2 separate regions of the Homo sapiens genome follow, and region 2 is linked to region 1. Evidence: read pairs that join two places in POLR2A ChIA-PET (ENCODE). Cell type or tissue: A673. All regions are shown on one strand. Links, peaks and the distances in the headings refer to the core of each region. The heading gives the core; the rest is flanking DNA.

Evidence for each region. ChIA-PET counts read pairs that join two places held together with the same protein. Peaks named below come from ENCODE experiments on the same cell type or tissue, not always from the same donor. Only the 100,000 strongest peaks of a DNase experiment are listed, where the experiment ranks them.
Region 2: POLR2A ChIA-PET joins it to region 1 with 15 read pairs; 2 of 35 experiments call an interaction of 5 or more read pairs at or near these places.

The regions. Positions count from the first base shown.
Region 1 is chr3:136,794,306-136,810,897 of GRCh38, reverse strand. It overlaps the pseudogene SULT1D1P2. Among named protein-coding and RNA genes, the nearest start is that of SLC35G2, 17 kb to the left of the region's middle. RefSeq lists an enhancer at 4,740-4,789. In A673, for the core only: no CTCF peak of the experiment used is centred there; a DNase peak (open chromatin) is centred at 8,227; H3K27ac peaks cover 1,757 bases.
Region 2 is chr3:136,985,943-136,993,942 of GRCh38, reverse strand. IL20RB (interleukin 20 receptor subunit beta) reads right to left here. Exons shown (of 7, transcript NM_144717.4): 4 at 4,378-4,502; 5 at 1,855-2,005. Among named protein-coding and RNA genes, the nearest start is that of IL20RB-AS1, 7.8 kb to the right of the region's middle. In A673, for the core only: no CTCF peak of the experiment used is centred there; no DNase peak of the experiment used is centred there.

The DNA of each region.
Region 1 (16,592 bases), core at 3,373-11,372:
AGGCTGGGGTGGAGAATGGGGACTTAGTGTTTAATGGTACAAAGTTTCCGTTGGGAAAGACAGAAGAGTTCTGCAGATGGGTGGTGGTGATGGTTGAACAACAATGTGCATATGTTTAATGCCATAGAACTGTTCACTTAAAAATGACTAAAATGGGGGAACACTTAGTTTATTTTAAAGAATAAAGTGTTGCCTTGATTCTAGAATCACAAATAAAGCCAGTTGAAGTCTTTAAGCTAAATTTATTATAACTTTTTTTTTTTTGAGAAAGAGTCTCACTCTATTGCCCAGGCTGGAGTGCAGTGGTGCAATCTTGGCTCACTGCAGGCTCTACCTCCTGGGTTCAAGTGATTCTTGTGCCTCAGCCTCCCAAGTAGCTGGGGTTACAAGCACCTGCCACTACGCCTGGCTAATTTTTGTATTTTTTGTAGAGACAGGGTTTCACCATGTTGGTCAGGCTGGTCTCGAACTCCTGACCTCAGGTGATCTGCCTGCCTCGACCTCCAAAAATGCTGGGATTACAGGCATGAGCCACCGTGCACAGCCTATAATTTTGTCATTGATTGTCTTTTGCCAAATAGTTTGAACCATAACCATAACCATAATCTTTTTCCTTTCCTTTTCTTTTCTTTTCTTTTCTTTTTTTTTTTTTTTTTTTGAGACAGAGTCACTCTGTAACCCAGGCTAGAGTGCAGTGGCTTGATCTCAGCTCACTGCAGCCTCCACCTCCAGGTTCAAGAGGTTCTTTGAGTAGCTGGGAGTACAGGCCTGTGCCACCATGCCCAGTTAATTTTTTGTATTTTTAGTGGAGATGGGGTTTCACCATATTGGCCAGGCTGGTCTTGAACTTCTGGCCTCAAGTGATCCACCTGCCTTGGCCTCCCAAAGTCCTGAGATTACAGGCATGAGCCACTGAGCCCACCCTGTAATCTTTTTAAATAAAAAATATTTGAATGAGGCCGGGCGTAGGAGAATCACTTGAGCCTGGGAGGCAGAGGTTGTGGTGAGCCAAGATCACGCCATTGCACTCCAGCCTGGACGACAGACTGAGACTCCGTCTCAGTCAATCAATCAATCAATCAATTTGAATGAGGTAAGGCAGGGGTGGAGTTGAAAAAGGTTGAAAACAAAGGAAGATAAAAAATTGCACTTCAGAAAAATCTCCTCAAATTGACAAGAAGCAGGATAGCTTCAGGAGGGAATGAGTGGATGTTCAGCATATTCTCCTCCTCTGGAGCATTGCTAAGGAGTGGTCCCAGGTGGGGTTGCTTGAGGCACAACCAAATGACCTTCTGACCTCCACCTGTCCCAAAACTGGATCTGTGAAACACTGGATTTGATCCGTAACAATGGGGATGCAGAGAAATTTAAATGGGTTGCAATATACAAACTAAGTGCCTTTCATGGAATTTATAATTCCCAAACTCACAAGTGGTGTTGAGCAGTTGAAAAACATGCAATCTCCGGTTGGGCGTGGTGTTTCACGCCTGTAATCCCAGCACTTTGGGAGGCTGAGGCGGGCTGATCACGAGGTCAGGAGATCGAGACCATCCTGGCTAACATGGTGAAACCCCGTCTCTACTAAAAAAAATACAAAAAAATTAGCTGGGCATGGTGGCAGGCGCCTGTAGTCCCACCTACTTGGGAGGCTGAGGCAGGAGAATGGCATGAACCTGGGAGGCAGAGCTAACAGTAAGCCGAGATTGCGCCACTGCACTCCAGCCTGGGCGACAGAGCAAGACTCCGTCTCAAAAAAAAAAAAATAAATAAAAATAAAAATAAAATAAATAAAATAAAAACATGCAATCTCCTTGATTGGTGAAAACATACCTACACATTCAACTTCTCCCTTCTTTATTTCAGAAGAATGACTGCAGGATAACCTTCATGGCATGGAATGCCAAAGATGTGGCTGTGTCTTATTATTTCTACCAGTTGGCAAAAATGCACCCAGAGCCTGGAACCTAGGAGGAGTTCCTGGATAAATTCATGGCTGTAAAGCTGTGTTTTGGTTTCTAGTATGACTATACCAGAAACTGCTGGGAGAAAAGGAAAAGACTTTTGTATCTTTTACCTATTTTTATGAAGACATGAAAGAGAATTCAAAGTGTGGAATTCAGAAGCTGTTAAATAGAGAAAGACGTGCCAGAAGAAACTGTGGGAAAAACCCTCTGGTATAGCTCTTCTGATGTGATAAAGCAGAATCCTAGTGGAAATTATACCACTATGGAAAATGATCAGATGGACCATTCTGTCTCCCTTCATAAGAAAGGATATTTCTGAAGACTGGAGGAATAAATTCTTTGTCACTCAGTATGAGAAATTTGAAGATTATGAAAAGAAAATGAAAGGGTCTACACTGCAATTTCAATCAGTAATCTAAGAAGGACCTGCTCACTAGGTGCGGTGGCTCATGCCTGCAATCCTAGCAGTTTGGGAGGCCAAGGCGGGAGAATCACCTGTGGTCAGGAGTTTGAGGCCGGCCTGGCCAACATCATGAAACCCCATCTCTACTAAAAATACAAAAATTAGCCAGCCATGGTAGTGGGCGCCTGTAATCTCAGCTACTCAGAAGGCTGAGGCAGGATAATTGCTTGAACCCAGGAGGCAGAGGTTGCAGTGAGCTGAGATCACGCCATTGCACTCCAGCCTGGGTGACAAGAGCGAAACTGTCTCAAAAAAAAAAAAAAAAAAAAAAAAGGACCTACTCTTTCTCCATCTCCTTCAACTACGATCTAAATTAAAAGAAAAGAAACTCCTTTAAACATTTAGTGAAAGAAAATTCTCTGGATGTTTCCTTAATTACTTAGATTAATGGTTTATAATGCAATAATCAAAGAATTTCAAAGTCTACATAGAAAAAACCATTACAGGCCGGGTGCTGTGGCTCACGCCTATAATCCCAGCACTTTGGGAGGCCGAGGCAGGTGGATCACGAGGTCAGGAGTTTGAATCTCCCTCGCCAACATAGTAAAACCCTGTCTCTACTAGAAATACAAAAACTAGCCAGATGTGGTGGCACGCACCTATAGTCCCATCTACTTGGGAGGCTGATGCAGGAGAATCACTTGAACCAGCAGGCAGAGGTTGCAATGAGTCGAGACCATGCCATTGCACTCCAGCCTGGGCAACAGAGCGAGACACCATCTCAAAAAAAACAAAAAACACCACAATACTATATTTATGATTCTAATTGCTTTTCATGGTATTTTTATTAGTCTTACACATTAAATAATAAAATGAAGTTTACAAATTTTTAAATGGTGAAAATGGTAAATTTTATGTTATGCATATTTTGCCACAATAAAAAAATGTTAACTTGGGCCAGGTGTGGTGGTTCACACCTGTAATCCCAGCACTTTGGGAGGCTGAGGCAGGAGGATCACTTGAGACCAGAATTTCAAGACTGGCCTGGGCAACATAGCAAGACCTGATCACTACAAAAAATAAAGCAATTAAAAACAGTCAGGTGTGATGGTACACACCTGTAGTCCTAGCTACTCAGGAGGTTGAGGTGGGAGGATCACTTGAGCACAGGAGTTCAAGGATGCAATGAGCTAGGATCATGCCAGTGCATTCCAGACTGGACCACAGACCAAGACCTTGTCTTTAAAAAAAAAAATTGGGGGCTAAAAAATGCAAATACAAATGTCAAGTGTGTCACCACCCATAGTACACAGTACTCTCAGAAAAAAATATGAGTACAATTAAAACATTTTAAATCACATGAGGAATCATTGATGGGGAAACTCAAGCCAACGCAACAGGGCAGATTATCTCTGTCCCTACTTGGTTGACACTGGCACTGTTGATCCCCCTGATGTCTGGCTGTGACTCCCAGAGAATTCGCAACCCAGGTAATTTGCCTGCAGGTTTGGCTACAAGGTCACTTTGTTGCCACCATGATAACCTTCTGCCAGACTAGCTAGCACCATCAGCTACTTTCTAAGTACATAACAGTGCATGCAGCAACCTCTGGATCCCTTCCATACCATGCTAAAGCCTGAATAAGATCAGGACTGTCAACTCAGGTCTCACTCTATCTGTGCCATGTTGCTCTTTCACTCTGCTTTAGCCATCCTGTATTGGTGCAGAGCCACCCTGTGAGACTTTCTCCTGTCTTATTTCCAAACAGGGAGTGGAATCCAAGACCCTCTACTTTCAGCTTTCTTCACAGTCAATTTAATAGCCTTAATGGAATTTCTGCCTAAAGGTTAAAATCATGATTCAAGGCTGCTTACTCCACTATCTCCCCTTTTTACCCTTTCTGCACCCAAGTAAAAAGCTGAACTTTGACTCTTCTTTTTCCTAAATTAATTCCATTTTTTTAGGAGTACTAATCTCCACTCCCATCCCCAGTGGTTGGTAGATACTTGCGGCTGACTATAGAGAAGGTCATATACACCGAAATGGAAAAGAGAAGAACATGTACATTTTTTTTTTGAGACAATCATGTTCTGTCACACAGGCCGGAGTGCAGTGGCATTATCTTGGGTCACTGCAACCTCCATCTCCCAGGCTCAAGTGATTCTCCTGATGCTGCCTCCTGAGTAACTGGGATTACAGCACCTGCCACCACACCCGGGTAATTTTTTGTATTTTTTATATTTTGTATGTTTCACCATGTTGGCCAGGGTGGTCTTGAACTCCTGGCTTCAAGTGATCTGCCCACCTCGGCCTCCCAAAGGGATTACAGGCATGAGCCTGACCTTGATATATTCTTTTAAATTAAGTAAAACAGGCTGTTTCAAGCAATAAGGGAATATAAGTGTTCATGTAATTGAACAGTCCAGAGCTGCAGGCCAGTCTTCATTTAGCTCCTAAAATGACGAGATCAAGACCAAGTTTCTCTCTGTTTCTCAATTCTACTTCTTCATTGTTGGTTTCATTCTTGGCAGGCTTCTCTCCCTGTCGTTCCAAGATGACTATCAAAGGTTTCTGGACCCACAGGCTTCTTTGTTCACATGAAAGGAAGACGAGCACTTCTCCACTCCCAGTGATGAACCAAAGTCCAGAGCTGAGTCTGGTTGGACTTTCTCTTCCAATCACTGTGGTTATAAGGGTGGTGTTTACTAGCTTAAAATAACATCATATCCCATATCAACATCCCATTTCTAAAGCAGTAGAGGGGTAGCACCAGATTTCCCCGAGGTACTCGGACCCTGGGAATAAATATTAGATACCAGTTCCCAGAAAAGGGGAAATTTGTGTTGAGTGGCCCAAAACACCAAACATTCATCATCTCTGATATCTACCAAATCTGATTTGACTTACTGCTCAACAAGCATTTATTGAACAGAATACTAAAAAAATTAAAATAAAAAAACTTAAAAAATAAAAAATTAATGCAAAACAGAAATAACTTAATCTTAGCAACTCTTTCCTGTGGTTGGTACTTCCCCATCAAGATCCTTTCTGACTCCTGATCTGTGCTCTAGAAAAAAAATGTTTAAATAATATCCAGTAGTTGTACTTGATACACTAAAATCCACTACCTAAGAGTCCTCTGCTCAGATTTAACTATGAAAATACAAACAAAAGGCAAGGCAGTGGGGAGGGAATCTGCTGTGAGGAATCACCAGAGCTAGGCCCCAGTGGAAGTATTGGGGGCCTAATGGCAAAGAACAATCAGCCTGCCACCAAATTTCCTAAATGCAGAGTAACTTCTCTCTCCATTAATCTGGAAAGACTCTTTCATTTTAAAACTCAAGATGTGACTGCTCACTGTGGGTATTTAATGTTATATGTAATAATAACAAATGTGATAAAATTAGAGTGAAATCTGCTTCAGCTGTAAGGTGGTTTATGAACCACATTAATGATCTTTAAGGAGATGTGGACATGCAGACTGGCAGCCTGCCCACACAGCAGGTGGTGTTAGGCACAGGCTCCTAAGGGGGGATAGAAGGCTTGAGTTCTATTAGCTCTGCTGCTCAGTAGCTGTGTGACCTTGAGCAAACCCATTAACCCCTCTGGACCTACAAGTTCCTCAGCTCTAAAATGGCAGAGTTAAACTTGATGTTTTCTAAGCTTTTTTCATCTCCAACCTTCTAAGATACTCTAATAAATTGATTTTGTTTTTAAAAGTTCATGAATGAGGCCGGGCTCTGTGGCTCACGCCTGTAATCCCAGCACTTTGGGAGGCCAAGGCAGATGGATCATCTGAGGTTGGGAGTTTGAGACCAGCCTGACCAACATGGAGAAACCCTGTCTCTACTAAAAATACAAAAATTAGCCGGGTGTGGTGGTGTGCTGTAATCCCAGATGCTCAGGAGACTTAGGCAGGAGAATCACCTGAATCCAGGAGGTGGAGGTTGCAGTGAGCTGAGATCACGCCACTGCGCTCCAGCCTGGGCAGCAGAGCGAGACTCTGTCTAAAAAAAAAAGAAAATCAAAATAAATAAATAAATAAAAAGAGTAAACATCAGGGGAAACAGGGATATTCTGGCTAAACCAACCTAACAGGATTCTTGCTGAAGATAGGCCAGGGTGATCAGACGTCACCTAGGGGATGGTGGAGGATGTGGAACCTGGTCAGATCTTGAGGGTGATCACACATCAAGTGTGGGCGGGTCTTGCTAAACCAACTTAGCAGGGTTCTTTGCTAAAACTGGATTTTTCAAAGGAGTGTACAAATGGGCCTAAGAGAAGTGTTAGGAGCTTGGCTAAAGTTTGGCCAGCAAATAATCTTTGTCAATCCTGACCCTCCCCTACAGAATCTCCAGCGAACCTCAGCAGATACACAGCCCCAGGAGACAACGTGGACAGAACTGCAGGAATCCCCACTCTCTTTGGTCTAGGGGAAAGATTAAATTTTCTAGGTTCACAGAATTCCCTTCTTCAGAGGTACCTCCAGGGACCCAGACCTTTCCCTCACCACCTGTGTTTCCTAGAAGAGGGTCCTAACTAGGGTGGGTCATCCAAGGTTTTGTCTCAGGATGAAACCTAAACTAAGATGACAAATAGAAAGCATGAATTAGTCCAGGCACAGTGGCTCATGTCTGTGATCTCACCACTTTGGAAGGCCAAGGCAGGAGTGTTGAATGGGGTAAAAAGTTTGAGACCAGCGTAGGCAACATAGCAAGACTCCATCTCTACAAAAAGTTTTTTTTTGTTTGTTTGTTTTTTAATTAGCCAGGTGTGGTAGTGCACACCTATAATCCTAGGTACTACAGAGGCTGAGGAGATTACTTGAGCCCAGTAGTTCAAGACCCCATCTCAAAAAAAAAAAAAAAAACAGAAAGAAAGAAAATAAATCACCAAAAATCTTCAGAGAGATGAATATTACATCAATGAAAGAGGAAAATGGTGTGTTTATGAAAAGGAATACCCAGAGAACATGAAGAAAGCCTTGAAAATTTAAAGTTAGACAGTAAAAATTAAAAAAACAAATACACAGTAAATGGGTTGAAAGAGAGTCTCCCATAACATAGGACAAAAGGACAAAATGATGGAATAAAGGACAGAAAAGGTAAGAAAATTAGAAGACCTGTCAGGAAGTCCAACATCCAAATACAGGGTCTAGAAAAAGAGAAGAGAGAAAACAGAGGGAAGGAAATCATCCTCAAAACAATTCAGGACAATATCCTAGAGTCTCCAGATTGAAAGGGCCTATGGAGTGCCAGCATAGCACTCTAAAGTCTGCCCACACCAGGGCATAGCTTCATGAAATTTCAGAACCCTGGGGACAAACAGATCTCCAAGATCTAGAAAGAAAACAAACAAAACCCCAAAAGTGTTTAAAATTGGCCACATTAAAAAATCAGGAATCAGAATTCTTGGGTTTCTTACCAAGCCCCTCCCACGTGCCCAGAGCTTCCAGTAAAATTTTCAGTGTTCCCCTCTTAGGTATCAGACACAGGCCCAAAGAAATTTGTAAATGATGATGAAAAAAGATTGAGCACAGTCTAAAAATCTAAAATTCTCTCACTTCCACGCTAGTTCCTAGAAGCCAGTGGGATGGATGAAGCCTTTTATTCTTCCCTTAGGCTCCAATTCCTTCACTCTACCGTTCCCTAATCACCACGTGATCATCTCCTCCTTGTCTCTCTCTCTCTCTCTCTTTCTGTCTCTCTCTCTCACACACACACAGACACACACACACACTCACTCACTTACACAGGCTTGATTTAAGGACACACGTCATGCTGCTTTTCTTGAGAGCAAACATTGTTAATTATAGCTCTGCCCAGGAAATAGGCAAAAAAATCCCAAGAGCTCAGCTTTTGACAGTAGGGAGCTGCACTTCTTTCTGGACAAAGAGTCAGACTAAATTTAGCGACAAATTCTAAATTGGTGTGAGACTTTCCTATTTCCTTGAAGCATAATGCTCTATTGATTGCAAGCTGAGTCATATATTGAGCCTGCTTCTCACACTGTCAGCTGGAAGTGTAATTCTTGAATGACTCCCAGCAGACATTTATAGATTTTTCAGTCTGTTGAGTTATAAAAGATAGCCAAAGTCTTTTTTTTTTCTGAAGACCTTCAAATAAATCTTGATCTTAACAGCTAAGTCATTGAGCTTAATTATACACAACACACTGGGAGTAATCTGCATAAAAGCGAGAGTTGAGGGAGTGAAGTTAGAAAAATAATCAAGTGAGTCTGTAAAGAAACAAAGAACAGAGGACTGACAACTGGAGTTCCACCTTCCAGTTTGCTCCTGTTTAAGACGTAGAAGAAAGAAAAAAGTAACTATTCAAGGTGAAGAGAGGGCAAAGATGGGAATAGGAACCAGGTTAGGGTACCAGGACAGGAATCAAAGAAAGAGAATACTTCAAGAAAGAGTGTATGGCAGAGTAAAATATGTTGGGGAGACCCAGAAGGGATGTGGCAGACCCATTTAGTGTCCTGTCCATAACTTCTCAGGTCTTATCGCACAGGGCAGGACTCCTGACTCCTAATGTCTTAGGACCTTTAGTCACTGGATTCTATTCTGCCTCAGCACCGTCAAGCCAGAAGTACAGGGGAATTAATGCTTCCTCATCCTCACCCAAATGCAGCAACCCTCAATCAAGGACTGACTAGAGTTGGTATGTATATATGCCAGATTCCTTACCCCTTAGAATAACTCTGAGCCTATGCTGTACACAGACTCTGAGAGTTCCCCAGCAGAATTAAGCTCCAGTTGCCCACAGTGGTAACTGACTTGAAAATACACCATTTATTATCTCCCTTCTCTTTTCTTTCTCATTTCCCTACACCCCTACTGGTGCTTCTTTGCATCATCTCCAAAAGCCTGGGATGAGAAAAAGCCATTGGTAATATATTCTGAAGATCCTTGAGAGGTCAAGGTCAGTAGAATGGAAAAGGCAGAAACTACATGGCTGGATTCTAAGAGAAGAGTTGGAGATGAGGAATTGGAGACAGAAATGGAAAACAACTCTTTCAAGAAGTTTAGCATGTAGACAAAAGAAAGAAATGGGGGAGTCACTAATGGGGCAATAGGATTGAAAAAAGTTTTAATTTTTTTTGCATTTATTTAGGAAAGATACACTCCGCTGGGCGTGGTGACTCACGCTTGTAATCCCAGCACTTTGGAAGGCTGAGGTGGGCAGATCACGAGGTCAGGAGTTCAAAATCAGCCTGACCAACATGGTGAATCACCGTCTCTACTAAAAATACAAAACTTAGCCAGGCATGGTGGCACGCACCTGTAATACCAGCTACGCAGGAGGCTGAGGCAGGAGAACCACTTGAACCCAGGAGGCGGAGGTTGCAGTGAGCTGAGATCGCGCCATTGTACTCCAGCCTGGGCGACAGAGCAAAGCTCCGTCTCAAAAAAAAAAAAAAAAAAAAAAAAAGAGGCCGGGCATGGTGGTTCACACCTGTAATCCCAACACTTTGGGAGGCCGAGGAGAGTGGATCACCTGAGGTCAGGAGTTCCAGACCAACCTGGCCAACATGATGAAACCCTGTCTCTACTAAAAATACAAAAATTAGCTGGCCATGGTGGTAGGCCCCTGTAATGCCACAGCTACTTGGGAGGCTGAGGCAGGAGAATCACTCGAACCAGGGAGGCAGAGGTTGCAGTGAGCCAAGATCACGCCACTGCACTCCAGCCTGGGGGACAGAATGACACTCCATCTCAAAAAAAAAAAAAAAAAGAGAGAGAGAGAAAAAGAAAGATCCACTCATATTTTGAGACATATGACTCTAGGACAATGTACGTGTTCCTGGAAGCTCTCCTCCCTCTCTTCTGTTTTCAACATCTCTTTGGCTGGTGTCTCTACCTTACCCAGACTTGTGTTTGTTTTTCTAAGCATTCTGCACTTAGCACTCTTCTCATCCCTTTCTATACCCTCTCTCTGGGTAATTTAATCCTCTCTCATGGCTTGAATTTACACCTATACACTACTGATTCCTAAATTTGTATCTTTAATTCAGAGCCCTTTCCTGGGCTCCAGACCCATGTATTGAACCACCTACTTTATAAGTATTCCTGTCTATCCAGCAGCTCCCTCCAATTAATCATGCAAAAATTGAACTTGCCATCTTCTCCTCAAATTCATTTTTACTTTGTGCCTAATGGGTGAATGGGACTTGTATTAGTCCATTCTCACACTGCTATAAAGGAATACCTAAGGCTGGGTAATTTATAAAGAAAAGAGGTTTAATTGGCTCACAGTTCTGCAGGCTGTACAGGAGACATGATGCTGGCCACCTCCTTGGCTTCTGGGAAGGCCTCAGAAAACTTAACAATCATGGCAGAAGGCGAAGGGGATGCAGGCTTCTCTTACGTGGCTGGAGTAGGAGCAGGACGGGAGGGGTGTCACACACTTTTAAACAACCAGATCTCACGACAACTCACTATTGCCATGACAGCACCAAGGGGGATGATGTTAAACCATAAGAAACTGCCCCCATGATCCAATTACCTCCCATCTTCAACATTGGGGATTACAATTCAACATGAGGTTTGGATGGGGACACAGATCCAAACCATATCAGTACTACAATTTATCTAGTTGCCCATATCAGAAAAATGGAACTCATCCTAAACCATACCCTCTGTCATCACCTTCATCCAATCAGTCATAAGTTGAGTAAATCGTTTCCACTTCTTTAACATCTCCCAAGTTAACACATTCCTTCCATCCCCTCTGCTCCTGCCTGAGTTTAGGCTATCATTATCTCTTGCACAGGCCATAAAGGTCTTTTAAGTGGTCACAAAGTTCTCCTAAATAGTCTCACTGCTTTTAGCCTTGACTCTTTCAATACATTTTTCCACCCTTCTGCCAAATAGATTCTCTGCTATTTAAAACATTTCCAGGTCTCTGGGAGAGTTGGTGTGAAGGGAGCATTTAGAGGTGTGCGGATAGTCAGAATTGGGGAAATTTGTGTTGTGCACCCAGCTTGAAGACTTACTTGATCAGACTTAGGGATCTCTCATATCCTTTTCTGTAGGTCCAAAACAAGAATCTGTCCCTCCTCCACCAAAGATAATGACTATCTTGGAATCTTTTCCTGGGGTCAATCCCTGTGAATCAGGATAGAGATAGAAAAGAAATCCCTTAGTATTTTTCATCTAAGAGGACAGCCACCAAGGAAGGACCCAAGGCTAAGAAATGGAGCTCAATAAGGATCATATACAGAGAGAAAAACTCAAGGTGCAGAAGGAATACCCCCAAGACAAGCATTTCAAGGTTAAGGCAAGGCCAACATGGCAAGATACAAGAAGGGATTTCCTTTTCTTAGAAAATTCTTGTTTAGAAAGTTTATTCCGGACCTGAGAGGTAGACGTTCCCATTCTTGCTCCCACACAGGACAGCAATAATATGTCCTAAGACAATGGTCCTCCACCTGAGGAATGTGTGTAGCCTTAGAAGCATGTGAAGACTTTCCAAAGGATTCAAGTGCAAGATGGTTCTAAGAAAACCAAATTTCAGGCCAGGTGCAGCTGCTCACGCCTGTAATCCCAGGACTTTGGGAGGCCGAGGCAGACAGATCATTCGAGGTCAGAAGTTCTAGGCCAACATGGTGAAACCCCATCTCTACTAAAAATACAAAAATCAGCCCAGCATGGTGGTGTACGCCTGTAGTCCCAGCTATTAGGGGGGCTGGGGCAGGAGAATCGCTTGAACCTGGGAGGCGGAGGCTGCAGTGAGCCGAGATCATGCCACTGCACTCCACCCTGGTGACAGAACAAGACCCCATCTCAAAAAAAGGAAAGAATTGAAGAAAAGAAAATCAAATTTCAGATCCTCAACTTTCTTGTTTCTTTTTTGCTAAATGTTTGGTACTGATTTTTATCTCTCAGGTTCTCATTTCCTATCTACCATTTTTACAGTTATCCTTCCCCCTCTGCACTAAAGAGAGCACACACTTCCCACCCATCCTGAATCTCACTCTAGTGCACCAAGAAAGAGTGAAAGGATGTGTGGGTGGTGTGTGTCTGTGGTGTGTTTGGTGTGTGTGTGTGTGCGTGCGTGTGCGTGTGTGTGTGTGTTGGAGGAGGTATGATATTTTGGTCTTAGTGCTGAGAAAGTGAATCATTGGATAACAAGATTGTTTATAAGCCTGGTGTTTCCTATTCTTTAATGTCAACAAAATCAGAGGAGGATCTAATCAAGTTGTCAGCTGATCGTTCAACAAAAATAATTTTTTATAATATATCTTTTTTTGGCATATAACTTAGGAGGAGTTTGAAGCTTGAGTGACATTTGGTTATAACAAAATGTCTTCCATTCTTCTATTCCCATCATCTTATTTATATAAAGATTTGTCAGAGCCATATATATGTTATGTGTATATGTATACACACATAAACAAAAAAGAAATGTGAATGATTCTAAATGCTATCTCATTTCAGCAATAAAAAAATTTCACTCATGCATTCATGAAACAATTTTTAAAAATAGCCTTCCATCGGCCGGACGCAGTGGCTCACGCCTGTAATCCCAGCACTTTGGGAGGCTGAGGTGGGCGGATCATGAGGTCAGGAGATCGAGACCATCCTGGCTAACACGGTGAAACCTCATCTCTACAAAAACTGCAAAAAATTAGCCAGGTGTGGTGGCGGGCACCTGTAGTCCCAGCTACTCGGGAGGCTGAGGCAGGAGAATGGCATGAACCCAGGAGGTGGAGCTTTCAGTGAGCCGAGATCGCGCCACTGCACTCCAGCCTGGGTGACAGAGTGAGACTCCGTCTCAAAAATAATAAATAAATAAAATAAAATAGAATAAAAATAGCCTTCCATCTCATTAATAAACTTCTTTCTAATTAATTCCATTTTAATTTACATACATAATTTTTGTTGCCAAGAAGTATGATGGTGTGATCAATAAAAGACTTTCAAGTATAAAAAAATTCTGTGGGCTGGGTGCAGTGGCTCATGCCTGTAAACCTAGCACTTGGGGAGGCTGAGGCGGGCAGATCACGAGGTCAGGAGTTCAAGACCAGCCTGGCCAATGTGGTGAAACCCCATCTCTACTAAAAATACAAAAATTAGCCGGGCGTGGTGGTGTGTGCCTGTAATCCCAGCCACTTGGGAGGCTGAGGCAGGAGAATCGCTTGAACCCGGGAGGCGGAGGTTGCAGTGAGCCAAGATTGTGCCATTGCACTTCCGCCTGGGCAACGGGTGTGAAATTCTGTCTCAAAAAAAAAAAAAATCTGTGGAGAAAGTGGAATGGAAATATAAGTTCAAGGAGAAAAAAGGCCAATGTAAAATTTTCTGCTGAAAAAGAGGTTGTTCGTGTTTTGTTTTGTTTTGTTTTGTTTTTGAGACAGAGTCTCACTCTGTTGCCAGGCTGGAGTGCAGTGGTGCCATCTCGGCTCACTGCAACCTCCGCCTCCCAGGTTCAAGAGATTTTCCTGCCTCAGCCTCCTGAATAGCTGGGACTACAGGTGCGCACCACCACACCCAGATAATTTTTGTACTTTTATTAGAGACGAGGTTTCACCATGTTGGCCAGGATGGTCTCAATCTCTTGACCTCATGATCTGCCTGCCTCAGCCTCCCAAAGTGCTAGGATTATAGGCGTGAGCCACTGAGATGGACTGTTCATGTATTTTTTAAATGGATGTTGGTTTGGGGCTAGGTGTGATGGCTCACGCCTGTAATCCCAGTGCTTTGGGAGGCCCAGGTGGACTGATCACCTGAGGTCAGGAGTTCAAGACCAGCCTGGCCAACATGGTGAAACCCCATCTCTACTAAAAATACAAAAAAAAGCCGACATGGTGGTGGGCACCTGTAATCTCAGCTACTCAGGAGGCTGAGGCAGGAGAATCACTTGAACCCAGGAGGCGGAGGTTGCAGTGACCCGAGATCACACCGTTGCACACCATTGCACTCCAGCCTGGGCCACAGAGCAAGACTCTATCTCCAAAAAATAATAATAATGATAATAATGTTGATGGGGAGGATATCAAATATTGAATTGCTTTGTTATTTAGATTCCACTGGATTTATTTAAAAGTTATATAATGACTTAATTTTAAAATGTCTATTTTTTTTTTTTTTTTGAGACGGAGTCTCGCTGTCGCCCAGGCTGGAGTGCAGTGGCGCGATCTCGGCTCACTGCAGGCTCCCCGCCCTGGGGTTCATGCCATTCTCCTGCCTCAGACTCCCGAGTAGCTGGGACTACAGGCGCCCGCCACCTCGCCCGGCTAATGTTTTGTATTTTTAGTAGAGACGGGGTTTCACCGTGTTAGCCAGGATGGTCTTGATCTCCTGACCTTGTGATCCGCCCGCCTCGGCCTCCCAAAGTGCTGGGATTACAGGCGTGAGCCACCGCGCCCGGCCAAATGTCTGTATTTTTAAAGTGCCAGAAACTATATAGTTTGCAATGATTAAACTTATGATAAAAATGTTAAATGTCAACTTAAAAAATGCAAGGAGATACGTAGTTTTCAAATTATTTTAGAGAATATGTGAGTCAAAATGTTTGATGACCACTGATTTAAGATTCTATAAGCCAAGCCCTTTTATTATTGTTTTACTTTTTTTGTTTTCTTTTTTTGAGACAGGGTCTCACTCTGTCATCCATGCTGGAGTGCAGCAGTGTGATTTCAGCTCACTGCAACCTCCACCTCCCAGGTTAAAGTGATTCTCCTGCCTCAGCCTCCCGAGTAGCTGGGACTACAGGAATGCACCACCAGACCTGGCTAATTTTTGTATTTTTTGTAGAGAGAGGGTTTCCTATGTTACTCAGGCTGGTCTCAAACTCCTGAGCTCAAGCGATCTGCCTGCCTTGGCCTCCCAAAGTGCTGAGATTATAAGTATGAGCCACTGCCCACAGCCCCAAGCCCATTTTCATTTTGTTTTCTTTTGTTTTTAATTTAACCAAGACTCAAAAAGACCATCATCACCAGAAAAGAGCTCTTGGTCCTGGTGACAGCTCCTTAATATTGAACCAGGCTCATAAAGCTCTATCCAGGAATTTCAAATTCCATTAGTTTAACATCTGGCCAGTCACCTCCCTTTCCCCTCACTTTCTACTCTACATCACTCCTCAACTCTAAACTAGAGCCATGAGGGAGTCTTGCAACTTCCCAAAAGCCCCCTAACATTTCACACCTCTCGGCCTTTGCTCAAGCTGCTCTCTCTCTGCCTGGCATGAACTTTACCTCTCACTACCCTCATTTCCTCTTCTCCAGGCAAAAGGGAATTTCTCCCAGAAATTGTCACTCATAACTGTTTTGTTTGTTTGTTTGTTTGTTTTGAGACCGAGTCTCACTCTGTTGCCCAGGCTGGAGTGCAGTGGCACGATCTCAGCTCACTGCAGCCTCTGCCTCCCGGGTTCAAGCAATTCTCCTGCCTCAGCCTCCCAAGTAGCTGGGATTACAGGCGTGCACCACCACACCCGACTGATTTTTTGTATTTTTAGTAGAGACAGGGTCTCACCAGGTTGGCCAGCCTGGTCTCGAACTCCTGACTTCAGGTGATCCACCCATTTCAGCCTCCCAAAGTGCTGGGATTACAGGCATAAACCACCTTGCTGGAACATAACTGGTTCTCAATTGAGGGTGACTAACCATCCCAGTTTTTCTAGGACTAAGAGGTTTCATTAGTATGGGGGACTTTCTGTGCTAAAACCTGGATAGTCCCAGGTCGATCAGGATGGTTGGTTACCCTACTATTGTATGTTCAACCTACTCAAAGTTACACCTAGGGGAGTGGAACCAGCTTTAGGGTATTATATCTTCTCCCAACTGACAGGTCTGTGGAAGACAATACTCTTCCATATCCCAAGAGCACTTTCTTAGGCTAATATAGTTCAAATGCTTTAGGCATTTAAGTTACAGTATTCCTGATTACGAGCTCACACTTCAAACAGCAGTTATTTTGTGTTCTTAAAAGAAACACTCTCTTCTAATTAATTGAACTCATGTTTGCATATTCAATTCCTGCCAGTGCATGCCTTACAGCATCACTTAAAAATAATTTGTCTCTGTGCATGTGGGGCTCCTAGACTCCTAAAAATAACTTTGAGAGAAACAGTGTACATTTCCTGTGAATGTATGTATATGTATTTGGGGAAGTGGGAGATGGAAGGTTGAATTTTTTTTTTTTTTTTTTTTTTTTTTTTTGAGACAGAGTCTCGCTCTGTTGCCAGGCTGGAGTCCAGTGGCATCATTTCAGCTCACTGCAA
Region 2 (8,000 bases), core at 1-8,000, 190 kb before region 1:
CTCCTGGGTTCAAGCGATTTTCATGCCTCAGCCTTTCCAGTAGCTGGGATTACAGACGTGCACCACCATGCCTGGCTAATTTTTGTATTTTTAGTAGAGACAGGGTTTCATCACAATGGTCAGGCTGGTCTCAAATTTCTGACCTCAGGTGATCCACCTGTCTCGGCCTCCCAAAGTGCCAGGATTACAGGCATGAGCCACCACACCTGGCTCTTTAAAAATGAGGGAGAACCATCATTCTGAGCAAACTATCGCGAGAACAGAAAACCATACACTGCATGTTCTCACTCATAGGTGGGAACTGAACAATGAGAACACTTGGACAAACAGCGGGGAACATAACACACTGGGGCCGGTCATGGGGTGGGGGTTGGGGGAGGGATAGCATTAGGAGATATACCTAATGTAAATGACGAGTTAATGGGTGCAGGAAACCAACATGGCACATGTATACATATGTAACAAACCTGCACTTTGTGCACATGTACCCTAGAACTTAAAGTATAATAAAAAAGAATGAGGTAGATCCATATGTATTGACATGAAAAGATGTTCACAATATACTACTGAGTGAAGACAAGCCAAGTACAGAGTAGTAGGTACAATATCATCCCATCTATGTGTGTGAGCATTGGTACCACACAGACAACGCCTGGAAGATTAAACGCCAGACTCACCAACGGAAACCTCCTGAGTGATGTGCAGGAGAATGGGGCACACTCACCTCTTTATTTATTTATTAAAATGAGACGAGGTCTCGCTATGTTGCCCAGGCTGGTGTTGAACTCCTGGGCTCAAGCAATCCTTCTGCCTCAGCCTCCCAAAGTGCCGGGATTACAGGTGTGAGCCACCATGCCTGGCCCTCCTCTTACTTTATATGCTTTGGTGTTGTTTGGATTGTTAAGCAAGCTTGACTTGTATGATTTTATAAAGTAGCATAAAATAGTAATCAGGAAATCTGCATGAAAAATGTTATGGATATGATATTTGTGAAAAAGCAGGCACAAAATGTGTATGTTATAGGACTACAGCATGTGCCTACACATGGCAATGACTGAAGGATGATGCCCTAAATGAGCTGAGCATGGTGGCTCACACCTGTAATCTCAGCTCTTTGGAGGCCAAGGCCCAGGCAACAGAGCAAGACCTTGTCTCTACATATGAAACAAAATAAATTTTTTTAGAAAGAAAAATAAATAAATAAATATACTATATAATTAAGATAATAATTCGTCTTTTTAAAAAAATAGTTCTATTTTTAAAGACTAAAAGGCTATACACAAAAATGTAACTAGTGATGTTTGAGTGACAGATCATGGGATGTAGGCTCTTGTTTGGTTTTGCTTCTTTTCAAAGGGTTTTTAAACATTGTAGGTTTTCTGACCTTAAAATATTCAAGGGAAAAGAGTAATTCAAACAAGAGGATTCTCTAGGCTTTCCATAAGGTCCCTTCCAGATGAAGAAGGCTGTGGTGTTATACAACGTAGCACCTCCTTCCAAGGTCTGACCCTCTGAAGCCTGTGGCTGCCTCTCCTGCAGCCCACTCTGATTCACAGGCAGTAACCATCTGGTAAACCAGTCTTGCAACACCTGGCCCCCAGGCCTAGGAAGCTTTAAGGGGGAAAGTGTTTCAGACAGCTGCTCGTAACCCCACCCAGCCCCAGGGTGGACTCCTGCCTCTAGGGGAATCAGATTCACAAACATAATTTCACTATGGGAACCCACCCAGTCCATGAGGGAGGTCAGTGAAATCAAGGAAAAACTCAGAACCAAAGGAACCCAGCAGGCCTCTGAGATATGCCAGGAGGGGCTATCACCTGTGCAGGGCTCCAGGGACAGAGAAGCCATCCTTACCTTGCACCTCCACACATTCTGTCTGGCTGAAGGCGCTGTACCTCCCAATGGCCTTCACGAATGTCTGGGCCTTCACACAGTATGCAGCCCCTGGCTCCATGGTTTCTAGGTGCACTGGAATACCCCCACTCCTCACCATTTTGACATGTTCCTTTGACAGACCAGAAAACACAGTTATTGGCCAAGTGCGGTGGCTCACGCCTATAATCCCAGCACTTTGGGAGCCTGAGGCGGGCGGATCACCTGAGGTCAGGAGTTCAAGACCAGCCTGACCAACATGGTGAAACACCCCATCTCTACTACAAATAAAAAATTAGCCAGGCATGGTGGTGGGTGCCTGTAATCCCAGCTACTCAGGAGGCTGAGGCAGGAGAATCACTTGAACCCAGGAGGCAGAAGTTGCAGTGATCCGAGATCGTGCCACTGCACTCCAGCTTGGGCGACAGAGCGAGACTCTGTCTCAAAAAATAAAAGATAAAAAGAAAGCAGTTATTCCCAGAAGGCAGCAGGACTGGAAAGGGCAAAAAGTGCCAGGGAAGGAAAGTTGCAGATACTTCCTTTCCAGATGCACACAGAATGTTCCCTCTCACACATACATTCATTCAGGCACTCATTCATTCAATCATATTTATTAAGTACCTACTATGTGCTAGGCACTGCTCTAAGCACAGGGACCTAGCATTGAACAAAATGGACAAAGTCCTTGCTCTCATGGGGCTTACATGGGGTGAAACAGACTATAAAAAAATACACATCAGGTGGTGACAAGGACTGTGAAGGAAAAAGCAGAGCAAAGAGATGGTAACGAGGAGGCACCATCTTAAACAGAGTGGTTAGAGAAGGCTTCTCTGATAGGGTAACATTTGTGCAGAGACCCTGACTTGAGCAGGGGCTTGGCATGGCCACTGCTGCCAAGGAATCAGTGTGCAGTGGAGCCACGGGCAGCACCTCCTCACTCATCCACCCATCTGTCCATCCGTCTGTTCACCCTTCCACCTCCATGCCCCTCCCTGAGGCTGTGCTCTGCATCTGATCCTGTGGAGGCTTGCCTGGACCAAGCCTAGATGACTCAGGGTACATGCTCCCCTCTTAGCCCTGGCCCTGCCAGTTACCAAAGGTGGGTAGTGGGCTCCATCCCAGCGAATCTGAGGGAGCTGCATGCTTCCTCCTGCACAGGCTCTGCCCTGTCCCCAACACTACTCCATCTGCCTGGCTGGCAATGCCATATCCTACCGTGGGCTCTTGCCTAGCAGGGGTAAATACCGAAACCCAGTGTTGTACCTGCCCACACCACCTTTCATGGGAAGCTACCCAACCTACAGCCCTCTTTGAATGGGTGGTGAGGCATGTGCTCTTAGTCCAGATACTGCTATAAGATCAAGGGTACCCTTGGCCTGAGAAGGGTCCAATCAGAGGCGAGCTGGCTACCAGCAACCCCTGAAGCTTGGCCTGATAAGACGAGCAAGACCAATTGGATTCTTCTTCTGAGGATTTGGTCTTGGGAAACTGAATACCGAGAGCTAGAAGCAGGGACAAAGGAGAGAGGACACAGTGAGGAGAAGTCAGGCCTGAGAGGCCTCGAGAGGCTGGGGGCACATCATAGGCATGAGTAGGAAGCATTGATGAGGGATCACAGCCTGGAATAAGCTAGGAAAGGGCCATAGAAAGTGTGCAAGAGCAGGGACCCACCAGAGGGGAGCAAGGGCCCTGGGTAAGTGAGGCTGGAGCCTGGCCCTCTGCCAGCTGTTTATAGATCTGTGAGAGCTCCTTATTGCACCGTATTAGTCCTTGTGATAAAGCCTATCTTTGCTTGTGCTGCCTGGAGTGGGCCTCTAAGCTTTGTCATCATATGCTTGGACAGAGGCTCCACAGGTCTGAGTGTCCCCTAGTTCCTGATCGTGCTCCACTCCTCATACTGCTGCTGCTTGTCTGGCTATTCCCTCTGTGAGGGCTGGCCTCCCACCCATCCCAGGCTGTAGCACCCTTCCCATGGGGAGGGCAGCACCCCACCTGAGCATTCTGCATGGCCCACCTGCTCATAGTTAGATGGGTTTACTCATAAGCCAACTCCTGGATCCCTGCCTCTACCTCTTCACCCTGCCAAGACACACACCCTCAGGAGGTTTGTACCAGCGTTGTGTGCTTTTGAAATCATCCTGTTGATCTACAAATCCTGATTGCTGCCCCTAAGTGGCTGAGGAGATGAGCTGATGAGGGAGAAAAAAGGCATTGAAAAGATATTGTGGTCCAACTATGTTAGAGTTTAGGGTAAGGGGGCAGCCCCATACTTCAGCAGATCTGGCCTGGAAATGCTCCCAGCCAAGGCATGATTGAATGGACCAAGGAAGTTCTTTGGAGAAGAGGCTGATGGGGTGGTCAGCATACTCATCTTTTGCACACTTCACCCAGGACTGCTCATCCCCAGGTCACCCAGTGAGCAGGGGCAGCCTTCCCTTGCTCACCCTCAGAAATCTGTGCCTTCTTTCCCGAAGCCTGACCCAAAGGCCAAGGCTGGAGTCTCACCTCGGCACCAGGCTCCCTCCTCCAGTAGGCCACAAGGAACTCAAACTGGGGCCCCAGGTCCTCCAGCTCAATAACCAGGTGGAAGCCATCTTTGGTGATCTCCATCCCAGGTCGGGTAAGGATGGCTGTTGGCAAGACAACAGGAGAGTCAAAGCCAGCCCCAGACAGGGTTGATTTCCCTGGAACACAATGACCGGGTCATGTATGGAAATATGTCCGTCTCCGTAGGAGAGGAAGGGAGTCTGCTGTAGCTTCAAGCTCATGGAAACATGTACACAAATACTCTCCTGTATGCAGCAGGTGCTCAGTAAATGCTTTTTGAGTGATGAATAAATGAAGAAACAAATGACAAATGCTATAATTCTCTTCTTTTTTAATCCTTTAATAAAGTCCACTGTTCCTTCTCCAGGAGGCACATATACACAAGAAAAGTGATTAAAAACTCCAGTAAACATTATCTCTTGCTCTTTTAAAATTTTATGATCCATGCCCCTCCTGTCACCACTTTTTCAGCAGAAATTGCTCCTCACTTTGGCTCATCTAAGTGAGCAGATGCTATATTTTAATGCTTGCCAAATGCCTATGTGAGCTCAGGTCTATACTGAACAGCCAGCCCCAGTCTTTGCCCCTTAGGAATGAGCATACCTGGCAGGGCCATGTGCATTCCCACAGCTCACACAGATCTGTGGCATGTACTGGCTACTGATAACTTTCACATATCAGCAGATGAGCAGCCTGTGAATAGGGTTGGCCATTCTATTCTCAGCCCAGTTCTCAGCTGGCAAGTCACCGGCTTTTTTTTTTCTTGTTTCTTTTTTTTTCAGACAGGGTCTCACTCTGTCACCCAAGCTGGAGTGTATAGTGGCACTATCATGGCTCACTGCAGCCTCGAACTCTCAGTCTCAGGTAATCCTCCCACCTTAGCCTCCCAAGTAGCTGGAACTACAGGCACACATCACCGCACTCAGCTAATGTTTTTTGTATTTTTTGTAGAGATGGGACTTCACCACATTGCCCAGGCTGGTCTCTAATTCCTAGACTCAAGCAGTTCGCCCACCTCGAGCTCCCAAAGTGCTGGGATTACAGGAGTGAGCCAATGTGCCCAGCCCACAGGCTTTTTACAGATTCCAATAATCAACTCTAGAAATTACAGCATAAGTACAAACATCATCTTCCATATTGCAAGGTCCCCAGCAGAGAGGCCCACAGCCCTTGTGGATACCTTCCCATCAGCAGACCAAGAACAGAAGGGCCCACACAGATAGTCTCTACACCCTGGTTACTGGTGATGGAGTTATACTTGCCTTTCAGACCCAGATACTGCAGGACCAGAAGGGCCACCCTGATCACTGGTCTTGGATTGGAAAGGGGTGGGGCATGTTCTGGGCTAAATCTGCCTTCCCTGGGGTCAGTGTGAGAGGTGACAGCATGCTGGCAGTCCTCACAGCCCTCGCTCACTCTGGGCGCGTCCTCTGCCTGGGCTCCCACTTTGGCCGCACTTGAGGAGCCCTTCAGCCCACCGCTGCACTGCGGGAGCCCCTTTCTGGGCTGGCCAAGACTGGAGCCGGCTCCCTCAGCTTGCAGGGAGGTGTGGAGGGAGAGGCGCGAGCTGGAACCGGGGCTGCACGCGGCGCTTGCGGGCCAGCTGGAGTTCCGGGTGGGCGTGGGCTTGGTGGGCCCCGCACTCGGAGCAGCCGGCCGGCCCTGCCGGCCCCGGCAATGAGGGGCTTAGCACCCGGGCCAGCGGCTGCGGAGGGTGTACTGGGTCCTCCAGCAGTGCCAGCCCACCGGCGCCGTGCTAGATTTCTCACCGGGCCTTAGCTGCCTTCCCGTGGGGCGTGGCTCGGGACCTGCAGCCCGCCATGCCTGAGCCTCCCACCCCCTCCATGGGCTCCTGTGCGGCCCGAGCCTCCCCGATGAGCGCCACCCCCTGCTCCACGGCGCCCAGTCCCATCGACCACCCAAGGGCTGAGGAGTGCGGACGCAGGGCGCAGGACTGGCACGCAGCTCCACCGGCAGCCCTGGTGCGGGATCCACTGGGTGAAGCCAGCTGGCCTCCTGAGTCTGGTGGGGCCTTGGAGAATCTTTATGTCTAGCTCAGGGATTGTAAATACACCAATGGGCACTCTGTCTCTAGCTCAAGTTTGTAAACACACCAATCAGCACCCTGTGTCTACTAGCTCAGGGTTTGTGAGTGCACCAATCGACACTCTGTATCTAGCTACTCTGGTGGGGCCTTGGAGAACCTTTGTGTCTATACTCTGTATCTAACTAATCTGGTGGGGACGTGGAGAACCTTTGTGTCTAGCTCAGGGATTGTAAACGCACGAATCAGCGCCCTGTCAAAACAGACCACTGGGCTCTACCAATCAGCAGGACGTGGGTGGGGCCAGATAAGAGAATAAAAGCAGGCTGCCCGAGCCAGCAGTGGCAACCCGCTCGGGTCCCCTTCCACACTGTGGAAGCTTTGTTCTTTCGCTCTTTGCAATAAATCTTGCTACTGCTCACTCTTTGGGTCCACACTGCTTTTATGAGCTGTAACACTCACCGCGAAGGTCTGCAGCTTCACTCCTGAAGCCAGCGAGACCACGAGCCCACCAGGAGGAACGAACAACTCCAGACGCGCCGCCTTAAGAGCTGTAACACTCACCGTGAAGATCTGCAGCTTCACTCCTGAGCCAGCGAGACTAGGAACCCACCAGAAGGAAGAAACTCTGAACACATCCGAACATCAGAAGGGACAGACTCCAGACGCGCCACCTTAAGAGCTGTAACACTCACCGCGAGGGTCTGCGGCTTCATTCTTGAAGTCAGTGAGATCAAGAACCCACCAATTCCGGACACAAGTGGACACTCAGAAGAAAGGCAGTTCCTACAGGGAGTTTTCAGAGAACAAAGCCTTTCCCCATCGCGTCCCTCATCAGAGAAGTGTTTATGCCTGCTTGTTGAAGAGCTACCTGGACAGGGGTCAGGAGGACTTGGGAAGCCAGGGCCAACTGTGCAAAACACACTCAGTCCTGAGGTTCATATGACCACATAGCACCACTAGCACTACCTCTGAAACACCTTCAGAAGGGAAACAGATATTTGACTCCTCAACTTTTCTGTCAGATGTCATCAGAATTGGGTCTTCTGATCTCCATCTTTATTGAGACCAGAATTAGAGAAAATAATCTGAAGTTTCAGTTCAGAGAAGAGTTGTTTGACAGCGTTGGGGCAGGAACCTCTGTCCTATGCCTTCTGCATGCTTATCTCATTTAATCTGCCCAGGAAGCTTTAGAAGGTAAACATTGTTCCTGTTTTATTTTTATTTATTTATTTATTTATTTATTTATTTATTTATTTATTTATTTGAGATGGAGTCTCGCTCTGTCGCCCAGGCTGGAGTGCAGTGGCCCGATCTTGGCTCACTGCAAGCTCCGCCTCCCAGGTTCACACCATTCTCCTGCCTCAGCCTCCGGAGTAGCTGGGACTACAGGCGACGGGGTTTCACTGTGTTAGCCAGGATGGTCTTGATCTCCTGACCTCGTGATCCACTGGCTTTGGCCTCCCAAAGTGCTGGGATTACAGGCATGAGCCACCATGCCCAGCCTAACATTGTTCCTGTTTTACAGAGAGATTAA